2 separate regions of the Homo sapiens genome follow, and region 2 is linked to region 1. Evidence: chromatin loops called from intact Hi-C (ENCODE). Cell type or tissue: psoas muscle. All regions are shown on one strand.

Region 1 (8,000 bases):
CCTGAGATCAGGAGTTTGAGACCAGCCTGGCCAACATAGTGAAACCCCGTTTCTACCAAAAATACAAAAATTAGCCAGGCACGGTGGTGCATGCCTGTAATCCCAGCTACTTGAGAGGCTGAGGCAGGAGAATCGCTTGAACCCAGGAGGTGGAGGCTGCAGTGAGCTGAGATCGTGCCACCGCACTCCAGCCTGGGTGACAGAGATCCTGTCCCAAAAAAAGAAAAAGAAAAAGAAAAAAAGACAGTGATGCTCACATTGAGAACAGCAGCAGATCCATGACCCAGCTGTATGAGGTGTCAAGGAAGTGTAACTATTAACCAAACGAAGAAAACAGTGGTGTCCTGCCCAATGTGCTGGGATGAAAGCCACATATGTGGTGGATGAACAAGTTATTCTGAGAAACAAGACCAGGCAGTTACCTACCATCTAAAGCACTAGAATGTCAGTCCCCCCGCACCTCCCGGTAATCCACACCCCTTCAAATGAACCTTGTCCTGGCAGGTTTACTAGAGTTGCAAAATGCTTGGATCTGCAGGAATGCAAGCAGCAAGCACCTCACCCCACTAATTTGGCATTTCAAGCTCTTCTTCCTTTCTCTCTTTCTGCTTTGGAATTTTCATTAGAGTATGACATTTGACTCATTCTGAGAGCAAACATTATATTTTCTGGCTTTTCTAATTTGAAAAACAGATGGTCTCCTCACTGGCCCTAGGGAAAAAAGAAAAACTTGTTTTAACAATTTCATCTGGCTTCTACTTCTCATTTTCTAGTTTTCAAACATGTAATTCTATTATTACCTGTTGTATGTGAGGCTGTGGGCAGCCTCTGAAGTAGTAGGCTTCCTGCACAGCACTATGTCTGAGGGCCACACCTCATTCTCTCCCATCTTCACTGCAGTCCCCATCCCCATTGCCCACAAAAAGCAAAGTAAAAAATAACTCTAAATTATCATCTATGTTATAAGTATTGCTTCAAAACTTGTGATAAGAAAGCTGTAGGTCAGTCTTAGAGAAAATACAAAAACACAGAAACTGTTTTTCACATTATAGCTCCAACATTCCACAGGGATTTATATTTAGGCAAATATGTGTGTTTGGGTGAGCTTCTGGGCTCAACTTTAATCATTCTGAGAGAGAAAGAATCCAACCAGTTTAAACTAGATTTTCACTCTTTGTAACCCATGTGGCATTCCAAACATTTCTAAGCATTAGGATTACATCATTTTCTCTTTTTTTTTCCTTTAATACAAACAGCCATTATATTCTATTTTCACGACCTTTAAGTTCCCAATATCAAATTACCCAGCTGTTGTTTCAATCTCTCTTAGTTGCTAAGAGATGGTGATGGTGGCAGACCAGACCGATTTTCTTCAACATAGAATTGCAAGCTGACATAAGAGGGAACTAAATTCAGCCAGAGCACAATGAGCCCAACAGTTGGCAGCCAGGCTGTGTGTCTTTTCCCAGCTGCAGGAGACAGTTGGTGCAGAGAACCTCGTTGCCATCTCCCTGCCAACATCACTGCCATGTTTTCATGCATTCTCCACAATGCCTCTCAGCAAAGAGGGGCATTGCCATTTGCATTACAGGGATCAGTCTGCTGTAATATCGCCTCTCCTAGAATTAAGTTCTGTGGCTAAAGACCATGATCTTTTCTGGGTCAAGCCATTCTTTAGTAATAATAGAGAAAACACTTCTATTGAATGCGGTGGACAGCATTTATACTTGCCCTCCTCCTACCCCACCTTATGATCAAGACACTTATTTACCCCACCTGCTAAGCAGTGTTGACTGCTTATTGCTCTCAGCTGAGACCCTCCCTGGGACTTGCCCTCAGCTGCCTCACCCAAGGTCATGCCCTTCCCTGGGAGCTTTCCACATCCCATGTCTGCTAAATGGGAGGAGGTATAAAGCCTGGGGGAAAAGGGGAGCCACTTTAGAGTTCTGGGTAGGAATACTGCCATCTCTGTCACAGCTGCAGTTCAACTCCTCTCTCTGGTTGATTTACTTCCCTCACCTCTCAGAGGTGCTTTTCCCAAGAACTCACCCCAATAAACCTCCAGCATGTAGATCTCAGAGCCTCAGAATCCGATTCCTGGGAACCCAAACTATGACAAAAAGTAAATTCTCAAACCTCTCTTTTATCTTAAGGAACAATCCACTAGGTTTCTGTGTGCTGAAGTCTGAAAGAAATCTCATAGGGACTATTTTTCTTGGTTTACTCACAATTGTGCCAGCACAAAAATCCTGACCCAGAATGCTTAACACGCTGCGTTATCTGTGCTTCCTTAGCACAGATAACACAGTGTCCAGTGTCTTATTAGCCAAACTCCAGTCTAGAAGCAATGTCAACAGAATTACTGTTAAAATGGAGGTGAGACAGATAATAAAAACAGTTTATACCATGGATGGAGGTACATGTCTCAATGAACAATAACTGTGCAATGAAGATATTAGCTATAGCCCTGGTGGGGGGTACAGGATTCCACCTACCCAAATTGGGTGAGAGAATGTTGAAAGGGTTTACAATGAAAATTGAGTAAATGTATAATACACTTAGGAGAAAAGACAATGGCCTATGAAACTAAGTCTCAGCTCTCGCCATGGACTTGGATTCCCCCACTGACAAGAAAGACTTAAACTATTAAAAGGTTCAGCCTGCTAATTCACAGTTTAGGAAGTAGCACTATGATCTTGCTTTTGGTCCACAATTTCTTATTACTACCACCGTCCATAAACGCATTACAGAACTGGTCATGGATCAGATGACTTCTACTATCTTTAGCTGTGTGACTATGAAACACTAGGAAAATGTAGAAATACAGAGATAATGACATAAGCCTAACCCATGGTACTTAGTGCTAACTTTGGCAGTACATTTTATGATTATGGAGACAATCTTGGTGTTTATTATTTAAAATTATTGAAACGTTTTTAAAGAATCCAAAATACAAAACTGCCTTGAAGTTTTAATTTGAAATGTTGAATGGATATCGGCCATGATTTTAATAAAGGTAAGAATTTGATTAATTTTGTAATATGAAAGAACCTAGTTTATCATAGTTATAAATTTGGTTTATTACATTTTCAAAACTGGCCTAAGTTCACTGAAAGATTTGGCCTAGTTAGGTTTCTAAGTCTATCCTCATGTATCTAAAGTATTTGAGATTATTAGATGGATTAAAGGTCTTAGGAAAATTAACTAAATTTGTGAATGACATTCATTTGTTAAACTTATGAACTAATTCAACATTAACCAAAAATCAAATGGCTGTTACTGCTCTTGTAGTAAACTAACTAGATTTTTAAATAGAAGAAAGAGATGGGTAAAAGAAAATTTAGACTTAAGAAAAATCAAGCTTTAAATTTTCCAATTTATTCATAATTCTAGCTCTAAGTATTGCTTTCTACTTCAATTGTCAGGAATTATTTAAGCCTACCTCTATTGTCTGTTCAAACTACGATTCTATCATACCGAACTTAAATATTTTGTTGGCATTTGCATGCCCTAAAATTTCAGAGCTGGCAGTTTTCCTCTCAGCTGCTTTAAATGGCTCCCTGATTACTTTCCCCAGAGATGAAGCTGACAGATCCAGTGGGAAAGGACTGTGCCTTCTTTGTTCAGTTGCTGATGTGAGCCCTAACGACAGCAGTGATACAATTTACATTCAATAAGCCATGAGTCAGAGAATATCATCTAACTTTTTATGAGAATAAGATACTGTAAATTCAAACTTGTAATGAAAGACCTTACTCTTGGTTTGACTGCTGTTCAGTCTTCTGGCAGGGATGGGTAGGGTGGGATACAAGAAATGCCTGAAACATTGCTTCTCAAATCTTAATGTGCATCTGAATCACCTGGGGATCTTGTTAAAATGCAGGGAGACAAGAATCCTGCATTTCTAACAGTTCCCAGGTGTGGCCCAAGCGTCCAGTCCACAGACCACACTTTGAGTAGTAAAGCTCTAAATATCAAATAGCCTAGTTGATGTTTTGTGGGTTTTTTAGTGATGAAGATTCTGTTGAGGGTGGAGGAAAGGGAGTGATGGTATGTAAGTGCTAACCCTGGATCTAATATGACATCATTTTATATTAGTAATTATATTCAGAAGACTTGATGTTTTACCACTTAATATTTGTTCATTGGAAGAGCAACTGAACTTAAAGCAAATCAGTAATTTCCCAACATCTACAGCCTATTTTATTAGAAAATAAAAAGATAAACATCTGATTTGAAAAGCGATAAAATATGTCATATATGCATGTCAAGCATCAGTTCTGATCTTTAGGTAACTGAAGGCATAATCTTTCATTTTGGAAACAGACATAATGCAATCTCTGTATCATAACTTTAGAAACATCTCCGAGCAGCATGTCTGGCTGACGAGCCAAGACAAGTATAATAATAAAAAAAAAAAATTTGTGACATTAAAAATATCAGATCTCAAAAAAAAAAAGACATTCTTTTAACTAGCGAGGCAAAGAAAAATGGGAAAGCTATAAAAGCTTGTTTCTTTATCAACAGTAGGTGGTGCTACAATACAAGTAAACAGTAAATGTACAGCAAGTACTTTTCTTGTCAGCATTCAAATAATGATTTAGTTATTATTACACTTTCTTACAGATCAAGATCAAAACTGTCTTGACTTTATTATACAGATTATTGGACATGTTTTCAAAAGTTTTCTACTACCAAGAAACGCTAGGAATCTACTGGTAGTTTAATATGTCAAATAATCTAACTTTTTTTAAATGTATAAACTTTTGTGTGCCTATCTTGTTTTTAATTCTTCTTAAATTACTTGGGGGAATGCTAGTGATCATAGTTTGTTATACACTGGCATACCAAGGAGGTTGTGAAAATCTCCTCCGTTGGAGACTGTTGAAAAGCAACACAAAACCCTCTATTGCTTTCACAGGACTTCTTCAAAGCAAGTTGATGAACTTTACCAGGCAATGCCTAGAAATTATTTCCTGGCACAAAGTCTAGTGGCAGGACAGGAAAACACTTCCCCAGAGTTGCAACAGTTCTCACAGTACACCCCATGAGTCAGGGAGGTATGACAAAACAGACGAGGGATCAGCAAATTTTCTAGTGGAATGCCTAGTTAATACCTCTTCCAATAGCATTCATTACTGTAGAGTTTAGGACAGTTTTTCACACATTCCACTAGGCAGAGATTAATTTGGACTAAACCTACCTATTATTCATATATTATTAATAATCACTTAAAACAGATGCTCTAAAATCAGTATCCTAGAAATAATAATTTTGATGAAGGTGGAATAAGATTGTTAGAGCAAAGGGGGGCAAGTCCAATTAGAACGCAGGACATTTGAGGAATGGCAAGTCTTTGGAAGTGGTTGTGTTTCTGTCAGGGCTTTGATGAGACGAAAACAACATAAGGATATGGAGTACCTGGGAGAAAGAATGGAGGGACAAAGATGGGAGGAGGGAGGACAATAAAACATAACAAAAACAAAAATCCTGATTTGCGCTTTTGTCTTAAGTCATGGTAGCACAGATGTGTAAATTGCCAGGCTCTTTGTAACACTTGATCTATGCAAGAAAGGTAACATCCTGCAACATCCTGTGATTACAGGATGTCTAAAGACAGAGATCTAAACTTGAATCAACAAAGTCCCTGCCCTCAAGAAGCTCCCAATCTAGTGTTTCTCTGCTATACTTACAGAGGTGGGCTAACCTTTACTACATGAAAGAGCAAGGCATTGTCTCACAGGACTTTGGTCTATTCACTTCACAGATATAGAAAGCAAGTCATCCAGGGATGAAAACTAAGTCCCACAACTCAAAAGGCACAGAGTAGGAAATATTTTTGGCAAGAACTAGCTCTTCTGAATATGTCATTTAATTTTCTCTTCATTAATGTCATCAGTAAATATTAACAGAGTACCTACTGTGTTCAAGGTGCCAGTGTTTCTCTTAATCATTTTCAGTAGAAAAATCACAAGTTTTTCTAGATTCTGAATGCTGCTGTCTGGGCTCCTATCCTAGGGCTGCCTTGTGACAGCTCCCTTTGCTGGTTTAGTTTATCAGACTCTTTGAAAGGGAGATGACAATTAGGGTGAAAATGAGAGAGAAGCAACAATATCTATAACACATACAAGAACAGAAGGGCTGTAACCAGCAATTGAAAAGTCCCTTGATGACAAAGACTAGGGAGAAAAGGGAATATAGAAGAAGGGGATGAAAGGTGAAAAAAGAAGAAAATAGAAACTAAAAGCAAATAAAACCAAGAAAATTTAACATGTAATGGCAAAAGAAAAGAAACAGAGAGGTGCATCCTGAATGGAAGCTGAGGGAAATATTGGGGGTCTCATTGAAAAGTAAAATGTGTGATATTGCAGGAATTACAGACCAACTTCTTGGGATTCTGACCTCTTCCACACTGAAGATCAGAGGACAGGGAAGAGTTATCCAAACAACCAAAGAAAAGAACCATCCTGCTTTTTAAGACAGCATGGTTTATAGACAAGCAGAGACAAGATAGTGTCCGAGGATCCAGACTGGATTCCTGATTCTGACAATTTAGTTCCATGTCCTGGGGCAAATCATCACCTCTCTAAGATTCTGTTTCTTGTCCAAGAGAGTAATAATGCTTCACTACAGGTTTGTGAAAATCTTTATATAAATGGTAGTCATTCCATTTTTAAAACTTTTTATTATGGAAATTTTAAAACATACAAAAACAGAAAGAAGAGGATAATGAACTCCCATGTACCCAACACCCAGCAATAACAGGTATTAACTGTTGTCCAATCTTGTTTGTTCCTACCCACTCCCCCAACCTCAAATTAATTTGAAGCAAATCCTAAGCATCCTAACATTCTGTTTAAATAATATTTCAGTACATATTGCTAAAAGATAAGAACTCTTCTTTTTGTTTTTGTTTTTTTTTCCTTCCAACTTTTATTTTAGGTTCGGGGGTTCATGTGCAGTTTTGTTACATGGGTAAATTGTGTGTCACAGGAGTTTGGTGAAAAAATTGTCTCGTCACCGAGGTAATGATCAGAGTAACCAACAGGTAGTTTTTCCATCCGTACCCTCCTCCCACTCTTCACCTCAAGTAGGCTCTGGTGTCTATTGTTTTCATCTGTGTCCATGTATACTCTTTTCAAATACAACCACAATACCATTATTATACTTCCATAAAAATTAATACCTTTATATTATCAAATGTCCAATATATGTATATATTTCCTCAATTGTTTTGTTTTTATATATATACATATATATTAATGAATTAGTCTTGCTAAGAAAGAAAATATATATATATATATATAATCTTGTTTTTACAGCTTATATTTTGAATCAGGATCCAAAAAGGGTCTACACATCGATTGGTTAATATATCTCTTTTTTTTTTTTTTTGAACTTTAAGTTCTAGGATACATGTGCAGAACGTGCAGGTTTGTTACATAGGTATACATGGGCCATGGTGGTTTGCTGCATGTATCAACCCGTCATCTAGGTTTTAAGCCCCGCATGCATTAGGTATTGGTCCTAATGCTCTCCCTCCCTTTGTCCCCCACCCCCCAACAGGCTCTGGTGTGTGACGTTTCCCTCCCTGTGTCCATGTTTCTCACTGTTCAACTCCCACTTATGTGTGAGAACATGCAGTGTTTGGTTTTCTGTTCCTGCGTTAGTTTGCTGAGAATGATGGCTTCCAGCTTCATCCATGTCCCTGCAAAGGACATGAACTCATTCTTTTTTATGGCTGCATAGTATTCCATGGTGTACATGTGCCACATATTCTTTATCCAGCCTATCACTGATGAGCATTTGGGTTGGTTCCAAGTCTTTGCTATTGTAAATAGTGCTGCAGTAAACATACATGTGCATGCATCTCTATACAAGAATGATTTATAATCCTTTGGGTATTTACCCAGTAATGGGACTGTTGGGTCAAATAGTATTTCTGGTTCTAGATCCTTGAGGAATCCCCACACTGTCTTCCACAATGGCTGAAATAATTT
Region 2 (8,000 bases), 390 kb after region 1:
AGGGCGGGCGGGGGAATAGTTTGAGAAACCCCAAAATAGAAAAAAAAAAACTGTTGTCACCTTGCCCTCAAAAGGGTTTGGCTATTTGTTTGGATGAGTATGGTATTACCACCTCAATGGACAAAAGATCTCATGAAGTTGGCTCTAACAGGTTTTAAGGGAACTTCATTTCAAACACTGAGATAGTTCATATATATATACAAATTATCCATTGGCCCCTTACAACCAGATCAAAACTGTCCTCTATTAGCCAAGCAATTTTTTTTTTCAGTGCTAAGAACAAAAAAAATTTATTGTTTTTTTTCATGCTCCCACTAATAAACTAATGCCCAGTGTCTTCAATGATATGAAGGCTGTTTGAGTTAACTTAAAAATTCCTTTCAGTCTTAATATCTATGTCAATCATGCACATCTATTTTTGATGTAGGCTTACTTTCATGCAACTTGTTCTTATGATATCTAGCACCATGTTTATTTTTACTGATGAAGAAACCAAGACAAAAGTAGCAATAACCTACTAGAAATTATAAGGTTAGAAGGAAAATCTCTTCATTCCCAATCTTTTACTTTTTTAAGCAATAGTGCTGCTTTTAATAGCTTGCAATGCAGTCTCTCATTCTGCCTTTAAGATTGTCTTTAGGATAATCTTATAGAAATTATCTATATCCTTATAGAAATTAAAATTGTGTCAAAACAAAACTATGTTCACAACTAAGTTTTCTAAGGTATTTTACTAGACCATTCAAACACTGCATCCTCCTTTGCAAATCAAGAAAAAAAAAGTTCTACAAGGAATCTAAAAAAATAAAATCTCAATAAATCAGAACTAAAACATGTACCTTTTCACAAAATTGATGCATTCATTAATAAAAGGTATATATTTAAAAATATTTTATGCTTTTAAATTATACCATGTCAGGAAATTCCTAATGGTCCTATCTTTAAAATATATCCTTAACTTTTCAGTTTTTTCTACTTTTACTGCTCTCACCCATCAATATCTCTGGCCCAAGATTACTCCAAAGTCTTCTAAACTAACTCCTCTGCTTCACTTCTGCTCCCTTTTCCCAGTCTATTCATATCAGAGCAGCCAGAGTGCTCCTTTTAAAACATAAATCAGAGCTTCCCATTCTTTTGTTTAAAACTCTCGAGTACTGCTAAAAATAAAAAGCAAGTCCTGTCAATGGCTTACAAGATCTTCTCCAACCCTCTCTCACCTCTCTGGCCTCCCCTAATACTATTCTACCTTTCTCATTCTGCTTCAATCACACTGGAGGAAGACAACATGCTAAGGCATGTTCTTTGCACTTAACTTTTCACAATATCCCCAAAGATCCCCACTGCTAACTCTTTACCTTCCTAACTTACTATACACCTTATTTATGTCATTAACTCTATCCCTCTCCGCATCCCACTCTTAATAAAAGAGTCACAAGGCACAAATCTTTATTTCACCAGTATATCAAAAGCCTACAACAGTGCCTCCCACATAACAGCTACTAATTAAATGCATAAATCCTAATTTAAACTCAAATATTTAGTCAAAAATGAAACCATGAGAATGAAAGCTAACTACAATCTATAATAATGTACTTAGCCAGCATAACAATCTAATTTTATGACATCTTAAAAAAATTTTTTTTCAAAAGTGAAGTTGAGTACAACCCCAAATATAGTTAATTCAAAATTTTTGGCTGTTTAAAGACTTTAGTAAAATCACAAAATTTATGATAAGAAATTATATTTCCAAGACCTAATCACACAGAGGGAACTTTGTAATTACATGCTCTATCTTCTTTAAATCAAATAACTATCCCTTATGTAAACAAATATTCAAAAGAAACAAGAACAAAGCCCAAAGATTATCATATATTCTACAATCTTAGGCAAACTTTTTGCAAGCAGCTGAAGAATAAAAAAACAACTGCACACTAAAAGATGAATAATTTGTTCAGCAGCAATAGAAAACAACAACAAAAAGATGAACAGAGTGTAGTACTGATGCATTACTTTACTGTTTTTTGTTTGTTTTTGAGATAGGTCTCCTAATCTGTCATCTAGGCTGGAATGCAGTGGCATGATCATAGCTCACTGCAGCCTCGAACTCCTGCGCTCAGGTGATCCTCTCATCTCAGCCTCCTGTCTAGCTGGGACTCTAGGCATGCACCACCACACCCAGCTAATATTTAAAAATTATTTTTGTAGAGAGGGGTTCTCCTTATGCTCCCCAGGCTGGTCTCAAACTCCTGGGCTCAAGCAATCCTCTTCCATCAGCCTCCCAAGGTATGGGTATTACAGACGTGAGCCACCTCCCAGCCTGCCTTTTCTTAATGTTGCTATTTCTGGTAAATTTATCAATGCTGTGAAAAGTGAGAAGAAATCAAAAAGTCATTCTAACACACATAAAATAGCTAAGTAATTCAACAATGTAATACCTGTAGGAGAGTAACTCATATCCCATAATCTGTCTTTTTTTTTAAATAGGGTGTCACTGTCACCCATTCTAGAGTACAGTGGCAGGATCATAGCTTACTGCAGCCTCAAACACCTGGGCTCAAATGATCCTCCTTCCTCAGCCTTCTAAGCAGCTGCGACTACAGATGTGCACCACCACACATAGGTGATTTTTAAATTTTTTTGTAGAGAGTCTCACTATGTTGTGGTCTCAAAGTCCTGGACTCGAAATAATACTTCATCTTTGAACCACAGTTTATACCAGAAAGCACACAATTTGTATGTGAAATGAGCCCTAAAAAGTCATTATTCCTATGAATTAGTCTTGAAACAAGAATATAATCAGGCAAATGAAGAGAGAACCAACCTATTAAAAATTTGAACAATTTACGTGGTGACTAAATAACGTAGAAGCATTGGGATTTTGTTTTGGAATCAAATCTCCAGCAACAGTGCCTGATACACAGTGAGGGCTCAGTAAATATTTCATGAATAAATGACTCAATCTCCAGACTAAGAATAATCAGCTTCCAAACCGCTGGGTAATCCTGAAGTCACACTTGTAAACACAATTAACAAAAATTATGTACTGCTTTGGGCCCATTACATCTAGTACAGCAAAATATACTAACATAAAAAGTCCAGTTTTTTTCCCCAGGACTATAATGTGATCATTAACACACAATAGGGGTATATAAACAGTAAGTCTAAAGGTGTGTAGTACTTCAAGGAGGGTCCAAGTAGGCAGTACTCTGGGAGCTCCGCAAACCCACGCAGCAAAGGTAATTCTGCTTTTAACCATTTTTATCTTCTGATATTTCAATTTGTTTGAAAAAAACTTCACTGCTGAAAATATGTGAAAAACCAATGACCAAAACTATTCCCAAACACATTAACTTCTACCCTATTATTTAATGTACACCCTACTCTGATAACATGTTATTTCCCTGAGGCCTTGGTGTGCAAGTCATTCTAAATTCTTTCATTTCTGTATGGGAAACAGAAGGATCAAAGGTCATCCCATGTTCATCAACCTAGGTAAACAACTATAAGTATTTATTTACTGTGCTTAGCTACTATCAGTTTAACTTTGTCAGAGATTTTCAATGTATAAAGGTACATATAGGAAAGTCTACCAAGCCAGTAACTATGGCTTGGTAGTTCACCTTCCTTCCAGTGTCTGAGTCCTTTTCTCTCCACCTTGGAGAACCAAGAAGTGGGGAGAAGGGCATAATTTGATATGCAATATTACAATGCCATATAGTAGAGGAACCGTCATTTTCATCATACAAACAACTTTAGATACGGCTTAACAATTTTTAAAATGAGAGCACCTGATTGAATAAGAATATCAACAAGAGGTGTAAGCTTTAAAGGAAGTATGGATTAAGGGAAAAAAAGACTGAAAAGCACTTTCCACACTACATTAAAAAGCATAATAATAAACAGTACCATAGCCAAGGAGATAAAGGCAATGTGCTATACCATGGTACTAATAAATGCAACAGGAATTCAAAGAAATGAAAGTACAAGTTGAAATAACTCAGGGTTTGGAAAACTTTTTCTGTAAAGGGCCAGGCAGTAAATATTTTAGGCTTTGCATGCTGCACAGTGTCTGTCACACTACTCAACTCTGCTGTCATACTGCAAAAGCACTCATAGACTGTACTTAAATGAATGATCATGGTTATGTTACAGTAAACTTTACTTAGGAAAATTTGAATTTCATGTAATTTTCACATATCACAAAATATTCTTTTAATTTGCCCCCCAACCATTTCAAAATGTAGAAAGCCATTTTACAAAAATAGAGAGTAGGCAAGATTTGGCCCAGAGGCCATAGTTTGCAGACCCCTGAAACAGATGAATGGTTTCAATGAAGAGGAAGGATTTGAGTGAACCTTAAAAAATAGACGAGATTTGGATTGTAAAGTCGTCTCTCCAGGTGTACAATTAGGGTAGAATGGCTGACCACAGTACCCATGTTGGAAAGAAATACTGTTTTGAACATATAAGTTATGACCCTAGGTCTCAAGGGAAAACAAGAGTTAGACTTTGTCATAAGCAATAGAGAAGCCACTACAGATTAGTCTAGAGGAGGAATACAAGACTGGGCACAGAGCCCAAGAGATAGACAAATACTACAGGCTAAATGCACGTGAACTATCACAGAATTTAAAAGAGCAATCCAGCCAGGTGCAGTGGCTCATGCCTGTAATCTCAACACTTTGAGAGGCAGAGGCCAGCAGATCACTTGAGGTCAGGAGGTCGAGACCAGCCCGACCAACATGGTGAAACCCCATCTCTACTAAAAATACAAAAATTAGCCAGGCGTGATGGCGTGTGCCTGTAATCCCAGCTACTCAGGAGGATGAGGCAGGAGAATAGCTTGAACCCAGGAGGCGGACTGCAGTGAGCTGAGTGCCACTGCACTCCAGCCTGGGTGACAGAGCAAGACCCCATCTCAAAAAAAAAATTAATTAATTAATCAATAAAAGAGCAATGCAAGACAAAGAGAGCTTGGTAACTGGCTACTAGACATAAGAAATACAAGGCAACACATTAAGCCAGTGTTTCTTAATGAAAAACTAATCAGTTTCAGCAATAGATGGTGGTTCATTTCACTTTCAGGTGTTATTTCCAAAGACAAATGAAACCTCGGTAATGAAACAAGGCAAGTTCAGGATTATTAACATAAATTTCAGCATCATAAACTTCAGAAAATTACCTATGAGACCATTTGGTGTAATACTCTTATTTTCTAAAGAAAACATATGAAGAATTAGATACTTGGTTAATACAGAAGAGTAGAAATCTAGATCTTAAATTCTCTAGATCAGGGGTCCCCAACCCCGGTCTGGTAACCATCTGTGGCTTATTAGGAACTGGGCTGCACAGCAGGAGGTGAGGGGTGGCCTGGAAAGCGGGCATTACCACCTGAGCTCCGCCTCCACAGCAGCGATAGATTCTCAGAGGATCAAGAACTGTAGGTTGCTTGCTCCCTTTGTGAATCTAACTAATTAATGCCTGATGATCTGAGGGGGAACAGTTTCATCCCAAAACCATGCCCCCGGTTCCGTGAAAAAACTGTCTTCTACAAAACCAGTCCCTGGTACCAAAAAGGATCGCTGCTCTAGATTATAGTAATGTTAATTTTTTACTAGTTCTCTAAAAGAGATATTACCTTGGCTCTGAAAAGGTAAGTATAAAAAGAAACAATTTTGAATCAGTAAAAGAACATGATCAACAGAAAGAAAATGAACAAATTATGCCATATCAGAAGCCAAGGTGAGAGTTTTTCCAAGGCTGTTTGACAAACCAAATACAGTAACTAGACAAATAGTTATGCCAACGTTACGTGTTTATTTCTACATCACCCCTTCTATCACTCTTGCATTAATACCTTCTCCAAATCTTTCACTCTGGCTCATAAGGTACAAAACTGATGCTCTTACATCTTTTTTTTTTTTTTTTTTTTTTTGAGAAGGAGTCTTGCTCTGTCGCCCAGGCTGGAGTGCAGTGGCGCGATCTCGGCTCACTGCAAGCTCCGCCTCCTGGGTTCACGCCATTCTCCTGCCTCAGCCTCCCAAGTAGCTAGGACTACACATTTTTATATTTTCTTCCCATCTGCTAATCTGTCCTCTACTTACCTGTGCTTTCAGTCCACACTGTCATTAACTTCCCTAAATGTCTTTTTCCCCCTTCATTATCCCAATTGTATGCTACTTCCAAGTAATACTTTCCTTTAGCTAAATAACTTTCTACTAACTTTTAAATCAGTATGTAATCCAAGTAACACTTCCTTTAGCTAAATTCCTTTCTACTAACTTTTAAATCAGTATGTACTTCCCTAAATATACCTCAAATTCTTAAAGTGTCATGCTTGCTGTCTCTCCACAGAAGTTAAAAGATCTTTTAAGGGAGCAATATTTTATACTTTTTGTATCACTCAGTGCCTAGCTGCTCAATAAAATATTGGTCAGGGATAATAAAATAGGCTAAATCTAATCTAACACTAGAAAAATGAATATCCATTTTTACCATTAACTCTTCATGATGAAAAGCTTGAGACTCTAAGCAAGTAACATACTAGTCATTTTAACCACAAAATTACAAGGTTATGCTCTTTTTCCCAAGTAATAATTCTATGAAGTAAAACACAGATATGACCAAGCATCAACAATCTGTTTCATTTCCCTGCAAATCTAAAGTACTGTAGACAGCTTCCAAAACACAGTGGGGGGAAAAAAAAAATTATCCTTTTTGGTCTCTCTTACATCTAAACTCCTGCTTGCAATTAAAACTCAAAATGTTTCTTCTTCTATGAATGATTCCCAGAGGTCCTGAGGAAAACAGGCATTCTCTTTCCTGCACCTCTTAATACTTTTAACTATTTACTCCTTTATACAGCTTGAGCTATTATACCTATATCTAATTTATCTTGGTATTTCCAGGGCTAGGCACATAGTAAGTGCTAAATAAAAGTAATCTGAACTAATGAATAACGAATCAGAGACTTAAAAAAAATTAATGCAGATCAGTTTTGTTTTTTTTTAAGGGGAATTTTTTTTTTAACTTTGAAGTTCAGGAGTAGATGTGCAGGTTTGTTTTAAAGGTAAACTCATGTCAAGGGGGTTTGTTGTTACCCAGGTATTAAGCCTAGTACCCATTAGTTATTTTTCTTATATTTAAATAATAAATATTTTTCTTATATTTAATTAAGTTAAATATTCTTATATTTAAATACAATACACTTAATACATGAAAATAGAAGCTGTCCTGGTTTGGGAGGGTGGGTTGTCATAGGAAGTCTCAAGGCATCTAGGAAAAAAACCCACAGGAATCCAAGGAACAGAGTTTGAAAACCAATTAAAGTTCATACTTAAAATTCTTAGCATTGAAGCATTTTTCTTAATTTCTAATATGGTTTTTCCTATTTCAATAAAATAATCGACAAAAGCCTGCACTTAAAACAAGAGCCTGATTACTCAAATTACTGAATGATGAATCTACTGATGTTTCTTCACAGGTCTTTTAGAAATTAAATTCCCTTGGTGTACTTTAAATATATAATACAAGTATCTTTTAGGAACATAGACATCACTAAAACAACACTGTACAATGCTTCTTCAGCCAATTATATTACTACACACCTTCTTGGTATGCAAAGAAAAAACTGTGGACCATACAACCCAAATAAATAGTTCTTAAAATAGTATCTATGGAAACTACAGTTGCGACAAAACTTATTCTGTAGCTACCAAGAAAATCTCTATTATGCCATTTCATATTTAAGAAGTGACCACTAAAGGCCAACACTCATCTTACATCCTGCCAATGTTGGTAAAGTTTAGTAAAGTCTTTATGAGACCTAACTTTTTCTTCAATTAAAAAAAGTGAGTTAGAAAACTTATTATCGCTACTTCAAATCCAAAAAAGGAATGCAAATACAATATTCATTCCTTAAATAATCTTAACTTTCAAGGTCAAAATAACTCTCCAAAAAAATGACTGTGCTAATATGCTTTTCAAACACAAATAAGAAG

The links. Peaks named below come from ENCODE experiments on the same cell type or tissue, not always from the same donor. Only the 100,000 strongest peaks of a DNase experiment are listed, where the experiment ranks them.
Region 2: a loop joins it to region 1, with 5 times the contacts of the local background. A loop is called at or near these places in 46 of 110 quality-filtered maps.

Annotation. Positions count from the first base shown.
Region 1 is chr14:32,466,135-32,474,134 of GRCh38, reverse strand. The region is part of intron 2 of AKAP6 (A-kinase anchoring protein 6); the gene reads right to left. Among named protein-coding and RNA genes, the nearest start is that of AKAP6, 140 kb to the right of the region's middle. In psoas muscle, a CTCF peak has its summit at 4,531 (motif pointing right); a DNase peak (open chromatin) is centred at 374; H3K4me3 peaks cover 1,114 bases; H3K27ac peaks cover 5,321 bases.
Region 2 is chr14:32,079,484-32,087,483 of GRCh38, reverse strand. The region is part of intron 1 of ARHGAP5 (Rho GTPase activating protein 5); the gene reads right to left. Among named protein-coding and RNA genes, the nearest start is that of ARHGAP5, 6.2 kb to the right of the region's middle. In psoas muscle, no CTCF peak of the experiment used is centred here; no DNase peak of the experiment used is centred here; H3K4me3 peaks cover 218 bases.